3 separate regions of the Homo sapiens genome follow, and all the other regions are linked to region 1. Evidence: chromatin loops called from intact Hi-C (ENCODE). Cell type or tissue: heart left ventricle. All regions are shown on one strand.

Evidence for each region. Hi-C counts contacts between places; a loop is a spot of excess contacts. Peaks named below come from ENCODE experiments on the same cell type or tissue, not always from the same donor. Only the 100,000 strongest peaks of a DNase experiment are listed, where the experiment ranks them.
Region 2: a loop joins it to region 1, with 2.8 times the contacts of the local background. A loop is called at or near these places in 28 of 110 quality-filtered maps.
Region 3: a loop joins it to region 1, with 3 times the contacts of the local background. A loop is called at or near these places in 93 of 110 quality-filtered maps.

The regions. Positions count from the first base shown.
Region 1 is chr3:51,370,679-51,373,178 of GRCh38, reverse strand. The region is part of intron 49 of DOCK3 (dedicator of cytokinesis 3); the gene reads right to left. Among named protein-coding and RNA genes, the nearest start is that of MANF, 13 kb to the left of the region's middle. In heart left ventricle, a CTCF peak has its summit at 1,017 (motif pointing right); no DNase peak of the experiment used is centred here.
Region 2 is chr3:50,674,044-50,676,543 of GRCh38, reverse strand. It overlaps DOCK3 (dedicator of cytokinesis 3), which reads right to left and starts at 1,617. Exons shown (of 53, transcript NM_004947.5): 1 at 1,244-1,617. The coding sequence starts at 1,280. It overlaps MIR4787 (microRNA 4787), which reads right to left and starts at 1,464; the gene lies at 1,381-1,464. RefSeq lists a silencer at 1,364-1,653. In heart left ventricle, a CTCF peak has its summit at 1,057 (motif pointing left); DNase peaks (open chromatin) are centred at 1,023 and 1,623; H3K4me3 peaks cover 1,550 bases; H3K27me3 peaks cover 1,559 bases.
Region 3 is chr3:50,626,680-50,629,179 of GRCh38, reverse strand. All of the region lies in intron 2 of MAPKAPK3 (MAPK activated protein kinase 3), which reads right to left. Among named protein-coding and RNA genes, the nearest start is that of MAPKAPK3, 11 kb to the right of the region's middle. In heart left ventricle, CTCF peaks have their summits at 1,088 and 1,287; a DNase peak (open chromatin) is centred at 1,549; H3K27ac peaks cover 1,629 bases.

The sequences.
Region 1 (2,500 bases):
TCAGCCAGCTTGCCAAAGGAGTCCTTGAGAAATTCCTCTTGTATTCATTTCAGTCCAAGAAGATGAGGCTAAAATACTTTGAAGAAGTCAGCGTAATAAATACCAGTAATGTAACTTTTTCCACAGTTGGTCTGAGTGATCCTGTTTGTAGAACCTCAGGGCTGGCTTTAAGACCCAGTCATTAAAAAATGTCCTTTCACTTGTAAGAGAATGACTAAAATATGATTTTTAAAACTCGACCTGAATTGCTATTTTGTGATTTTACTGGTTTCTATGTTCTCTTTTAGAACCTGTACTCTTAGGCAACCTCAAGAAGATGGCTATGTAAAGAGAAATGAAAAAAGCACCTATTCTCACTGACCAATATAGTGCTTTCCCAGCAAGAAACTCTCAGAATGCTTCCTGAGCATTGCAGCCCACAGCTCTAGACAGGACTACTCTCTGTTCAGTATGCACCGGAAAACACACAGCACCTTTAGACCAACTCAGTAACATCAAACCCATATCTAATGCCCATTCCACACCAAGCATGTGATTGGAACCTGGTATACTGTCTTGCTCAGGTTGTCCGTGGTCTCTCACCTCGTGGAGCTCACAGCCTGGCTCATAAAGAAAACCCCACATCTGCATACTCAATATCCTGATCCGTGTGAGGGGGTTAGGATGGAGATATAGCAGCCTGAAGGCTGTAGCCAGGGCTCAGGGGCTCTGCTGAAGATTCAGACTCATGTTATGGTGGTCTCTCTGGGCTATGGTGGCCACAAAGGGGTGCTCTGTGCCACCACTAAAATTTTTAACTCTACCACTTCACTTCCCTCCCCCTGCCCTCTGCCCTGGGCAGCCAATCCCATGGTAGGAGAAGGTGATGGTTACTTTTCATGAAAACATTTGAACAACACAAGGGTTTCTGTGTTCATGGGACTTCTGAATTATGTGAGTTGTAGTCTAGTAAACCCCAGTGTCAACGAATTACTTAAGGATTATTCAAAATCCCTGTTTCCTAGCTCCAATCAGCCTTTTGATCAGCAGGGGGAGCTGTCAACTCACAAGAGTTTAGGTGAAAAAAGCACCTATTCTCATTGACCGATACAGTGCTTTCCCAGCAAGAAACTCTCAGAATGCTTCCTGAGCATTGCAGCCCACAGCTCTAGACAGGACTACTCTCTGTTCAGTATGCACCGAAAAACACACAGCACCTTTAGACCAACTCAGTAACATCAAACCCATATCTAATGCCCATTCCACACCAAGCATGTGATTGGAACCTTGTATACTGTCTTGCTCAGGTTGTCCGTGGTCTCTCACCTCATGGAGCTCACAGCCTGGCTCATAAAGAAAACCCCACATCTGCATACTCAATATCCTGATCCGTGTGAGGGGCCTTGCAGGCCATTCCTCTCAGACATTTCCAAAGCAACAGGAATCACAGCAGTGTCCATGGGTATGGCAAGGAAGACCACTGGTCTCATGACCACTCTTGGGAGTGGGGGAAGTAACCCCAATGCAAAGGCTTCCCTCAAGATCACCTTTACGAAAGCTTTCCCCTCCCTGGTAATACCAAACACAAACTTCAAACAGAGTGGACTGTTTCCTCCCTTCTTTGCCCAGAGTGTATCTACTACAACATCTATTACATACATTTGAAAGTATCAGTCTTTCTCTATGATGCCATGTCACACAGACCCTTCTATTTTGTCTCCCAGGGCCTAACACTGTGCTTGATAGATGTAGGACCTGCACCTTTCTCCAGATGAGCCTGCACATGGATGGTATGGAAGTTGTGGTCTAGAAGGGACTTGCTTTCTTTCTTACTGCCTCTGATCTTGTCACTGTTCTCTTTGGGCCCAGTTCTGTTTAACCATTTTGTTTATTTTTGCACTTAATGTTTACCCCCAAAAGGGAAGGGGCTTCTCTCAGCCTTCCTCTGTGTGATATTCTGGAGTTTGGCCATTGTGACAGCTCATCTCCAAAAATGGTGACCATCAACACCTTCTGTCCCAAAACACACACACCATTCCTTACAACATGAGGTGTAATCTCATTCCTCTTTCTGGTATCTGGGTTGACATTAGTGACTTGAGGAGACTAGAAACGTGGGGACTTCCTGGGACATCCAAGGCTGGGTAAAAACGAGCCTTGAGGCTTCTTCCTGGGTCTCTTGGAATGCTTTCTCTGGGGAAAATCAGCTGCCATGCTGTGAGAAGCCTAAGTCACATGGAAAGGTCATATGTAGGAGCTCAAGTTGACAGCCCCAGTCGCACCCCAAGCTGACCACCAGCATCAATTGCCAGCCATGTATGTGAGCCATCTCGAATATCTAGCCCACCTGAGCTTTTAGATGATTCCAGCCAGTGACATCTGACACCAAGTGAGAATTGCTCAGTGAGCCCTGTAAACCCACAGAATAAGAGATGATAATAGATTGTTTTAAGAAGTTTTGGGGGTGGCTTATTATGCAGCAACAGATAACCAAGCCATTTGAAGTAAAAATGAGTTATTT
Region 2 (2,500 bases), 700 kb after region 1:
GAATACTCTAAGAGAAGGGGTAAAATGTCCCTAGAGGTGAATCCCAGCTCTTCGCATCATTTCTCAATTCCTTCTCAATAGAGACTCTAGGACCAGAGCTCCCTTTATCACCTCCATCCTAACATACCTAATTGTTTCAGAAAGTTACCTTTTAAAACAAGATCTTCTACCAGAATAGAAGACCTCTCTGCTGGTCCTCGAATTTAAATAAATTCAATTTTCACACGATAACCTGCCTGATAGCATTCCAAAACATTCGTTACCACTGCAGTTTCAAGTTATTTTGTAGTGAATTGTGAACTAAATCTTGATTAAATTGCGGTAAAGATGGGAAACAAAAATCTATGTTTAGACAGGTTTCCTATCTAAAATTTTCCATTACGAGCTTAGGAAAAACAAAACCTGTACACTCAACATTTTAAATCTGTTTCTAACTGAACAAGATGATAGGTGATGCAATGAGGCTTAACTCTATCATGTAATTGCCACAAAACACTAACATTGTAAAACATTCAATACTTTAAATTACTGAATATTCTTTTTAAAGAAGTTGAATATTGTAAGAATTATTTAGCTTCTGGAGTTTAACACTTACAACATTAAAAAAAGGTTTCTAAGAGGAATAAGGTCTCATCTGAAAACAGGGTTTAAAAAAAAAACCGTATAAACATTGATACATGTCCAAAAACATTTCCCATCGTAAGGTATTATTTCTAATACTAAAGGCAAAACAAATTAAAACAGATCAAACATTTGCAGTCAAATGTCCAAATTTTTGAACTGGGAAAATGATGTCAACGTTTTTCATCCGTTTTCTTGTAAGGTTCCAGATCAAAAATAAACAGCCATCGGGCTCATCAATTCAGGTGCGGAAACTCATTAAAATCGAGCTTTTGGAGGGGAGAAAACATATTCCCAGAATTTGGTTTATCGGGTAAAATTGCCCCGTGGCCCACACCAGAAACCTCGGGCAACTGCCCGGGCCTTGCCCACCCCTCCCGCGGGCCGCACCTGCCAAGGCCGCACCGCCAGCGCCCCCTGCCGCCCTCTCTGCACAGAGACCCGCGCCCACCCCCGCACCCGCACCCGCACCCGCACCTGCCCCCACCCCGCGCTCGCCCCGCGCCGAGGCCGCGCAGCCTGCGGGCAGTGGCGGGGGCACGAGGATGCGAATCCAGGCGGGGCCGGGAGCTGGGCGCGTCCCCCAGAACCCCCGCCACGGCCAGGCCTGAGCCTCACCTACCTACGCCGTATTTCTCCTCCTCCGTGGGGGTCCACATGGCCGTGCCGGGCGCGGCCCCGCGGGCGCGGCGACCGGGCGACAACGCGGCGGGGACGGCCGCGGGCCCGGCTGTGGCGCACCGCGAGTCGAGGCGGGGACGGTCAGGCGGCGCGGGGCAGTGGGCGGCGCATCCCTCACAGGCCGTCCGGGATGCCGCCGCCACCCCCGCCACGTCTGGACCGCGAGGCTCCGCGGGTGGCCCAGCAGCCCCTGGCGGCGCGGGCGAAGGCTCGCCACCTGTCCGTCGCCGCTGCTCCCGTGCCGCCGCTTGCTTCTTCACAGCTCCGCCGCCCGGCTCCCGGCGCCGCCGCGGCTCGGCTCGCCCCAGCGGGCTCGCAGGACGCCCGCGCATGCGCCACTCCCTGCCGCGCAGGGGCTCGCGCTGCCCGGGCTCGCGCCGTCCCGAGCCCGCGCGCGAATCCACGCGCCGCTGCTGCGCGCCAGCGGAGGGAAATCCGCGAGAAGCTATTGGACTGCCCGGCCCCGGACCGGCTTCTAGAATCGCTGGTCCGGGGCCCTCAGCTGCAGCAAACCCCGGAGGGGGCGAAGCCGGTCAGGTGGGCGACTCCCTCTACCCGGACTCCCCACTCGCTTCCGCTTCCAGTGCCTCCTGCCTGCGCCCCGAGATGGCCACAGGCCTCCTGGTCGGAGAGGGGAGATCCAGAAAAGGAGGACACGACACCATTTTCAGACCCATCCCAGTGTCACCCACAGTGCTGTCGGAAAGGTCCCCGGAGCCACCCTGTGCATTCCCAGGGCCCGCAGGATGGAGTCGCCACGAGGGAACCAGGTGGGGTGCACTCGTGCCCCTCTCTCCTGGATCCCCTGTGGGCTGAGGCCGCTGACACCTCCTGGGTTCTTGCTTCTCTGAGATGGCCTGAGTGGTGAATGTTTGGGGCCAGAACAATCAACAGCCGCCTTGCTAGTAAGGAAGAGCTTCATTGGGCCCTTCGTGTTCCTACCCAGGACACGGCATCTGCTGCTCCTGGGTGTCTGCCTCCCTTGGAGCCCTAAGAACTGGCTCCTACCGGAAACTTTCCTCCTCTCTCTCCTCCCTAAGAATCCATTCATTCTGATGCCTGTAAATGTCACCTTGTGACCCCCAAGTCAACCACTTACCAAAGAACAGGAACTGCAGGACTTCTCCTTTCCACCTACATTTGGACCACATGCTCTAATCCCAGCAGATTTGCCCATCTCTGTCACTAGCACTACTAA
Region 3 (2,500 bases), 740 kb after region 1:
CCTTGAGTCCACGAATCCTGTTTTGCTGTGAAAGGCTCAATAAGGAAGGGGAAGACCCTCCAGGGTGGAGAGAGGGTGGCTGATCTTAGGGGAGCGACCCTGGGGAATGGGAACCAAGACTGAAAGAACAGAAACCCACAACAGGGAACTCACCCAGCTCTCAAGCTTGGTCAACTATAGGAGGGGGCCCATCTTCACTTCTTTGTGGCAGCCCCCTACTCTCCCAGGTGGCAGACACCTTTACACCCCTCGACAACTCTGCGCATCCTTTTGAACAATGTCCCTCCTGCAAAATGTGTGACCATGGCCAGTCCTTTCACCTTCCCAAGCCCCAGCTTGCATCTGTGAACTGGGCACCCACTCTCCTCCCACATGGCTCCTGTGTTATAGCTGGGGAAAGAGGCCCTGAGACAGCTATGGCCTCCTCCCCTCCCCCAGAGGTTCTACAGTGAGAAAGTGGCAGGATCACAACTCCCTCTGCCCCTGACAGGTGTGGGATCCCAGGATTCTGCCCACAGCCTTCCCACAGAGGGCCGGGGGAGGCCACAGAGACCACCTGTGAGCCCCCTGAGTACATACTCAGAAGATCCAGGTTCTGGTATCTTCCTTTAACTTCAAAGAGGAAAAGGGGATTTTTCTATCAAAATCAGCTACATAATCTGTGAAACTTTACCCTGGTTTTATTTCTTCTATGACAGTGTAAAAATAGGACATTTTCATCATAAGACTGGAACATTTTAGCAAACACAAGTGTTTTGTTGTAATCTCAGAAATAATGTCCCATCAGTGGTCTCTCTTCATGAAGAGACCCCACAGCAGCAATGAAATATGTGCCCCCAACTGGCCAGTTGTGTGGCAGTGATGCCCACATAGCTGACACAGGGTAACAAAGGGCCATACCACCCTCCCTAGCAGGGGTGGCCAGGGCAAGTGAGGTCACGCCTAGGTGACCCCTGCTGAAGCACTCAGCAGGCCAGGCCTCTGGCCAGCTCTGGAGAGAGGGGACCCAAAACTCTCCAGCTTTCAGAAGAATGACAGCTGGTCTCTCTCGCCTGGAGGAGATGTCACAGTGATGACAAAGGAATCAGAAGTGGGCGTGGGGAGATACACTGGCTCACCCCCAGAGGCATGGCACAGAGGCCCTAGGGAACCTTCCATCCCCACCCCCAACACTGACCTTCTATCTCATATCTGCTCAGCATCTCTCCCTCATCCTTTGGCTTCATTCATGTCTCTGCAGCTCCCCACACAGGCCTGGGTGAGTACAGGCAGCCATCGCTCTCCTCAGGCTCCTCCCAGGGGTAGCAGGGGCACTAGCCATCCAGGCTTCCAGTCTCCCTTGGCCCCTGGCCCCTCTCCCCTCCTGCTCACGTTCAGCCAGAGGACTCCCAAGGCACCGACACCCAGCCTACTCCCAGAAGGCTTTCCTAGTCTCTGATCACACCATGGAGCCATAGCTATGAGGAAGAGGGGGAGGCCCTGCCCTCTAGGGGACCAGGGTGGTGGCCTGGCAGCTCTGAGGGACACTGCCTGTTCCTGCCACGAGACTAGGCGGCAGTGACTCACTCCCCCTCTCCTGGGCCTGCCTAGGGTAAGGACACACCCTGGTACTGGCTCAGCCTGACTCAAGCACTTAATTAGTCCATGAAGTACAGCGGAAGGGGTCTCCAAACCTGAGTCATAACCCTCAGAGCTCCTGACCCTGGCAGAATATAGCCCTTGCTGGTGGCATCACCATAGCCAAATGTTCCCCTGACAACACCATTTGCTGACTGGTGTGGGAGAGGCATCCTGGGGCACCCTCTGACCAGTCTCTATGCTGTCTGTCTACTTGCAAGATCAGCACCAGCAGTGGGCAAGGCAGGCCCCCACGACCTGCCTGCTTCCCTGGCACTGCCGATGATCATTGCCCACCTAACATGTCTTCACAGCCAAAAGGGAGGCCTTTGCCAAGCAGAGCACCCAGGCCCTCATTTTTTTTTTTTTTTTTTTTTTGAGATGGAGTTTTACTCTTGACTCCCAGGCTAGAGTGCAATGGCGCAATCTCAGCTCACTGCAACCTCCATTTCCCGGGTTCAAGTGATTCTCCTGCCTCAGCCTCTCAAGTAGCTGGTATTACAAGCATGTGCCACCTCACCCAGCTAATTTTTCTATTTTTAGTAGAGACGGGGTTTCACCACGCTGATCTCGAACTCCTGACTTCAGGTGATCCACCCGCGTCAGCCTCCCAAAGTGCTGGGATTACAGGCATGAGCCACTGCGCCCGGCCCAGGCTCTCATTTTGCTGATGAGCAGACTGTGGCTCCTGATCCCCAGAGGAGCACACACGCAGAGAGGAATGGCTGAGAGCCAGGCCTGGGTTCCAGCACAGGGCCATGTCCATACTACGTGACCCTGGGTGAGTTACTCTGCCTTTCTGAACCTGTCTCTGCATCCATGGCATGGGCGTGATAATCCATTCTGATTCTGCAGTGTTTGTGCCTGACATGTAGGAGGCACT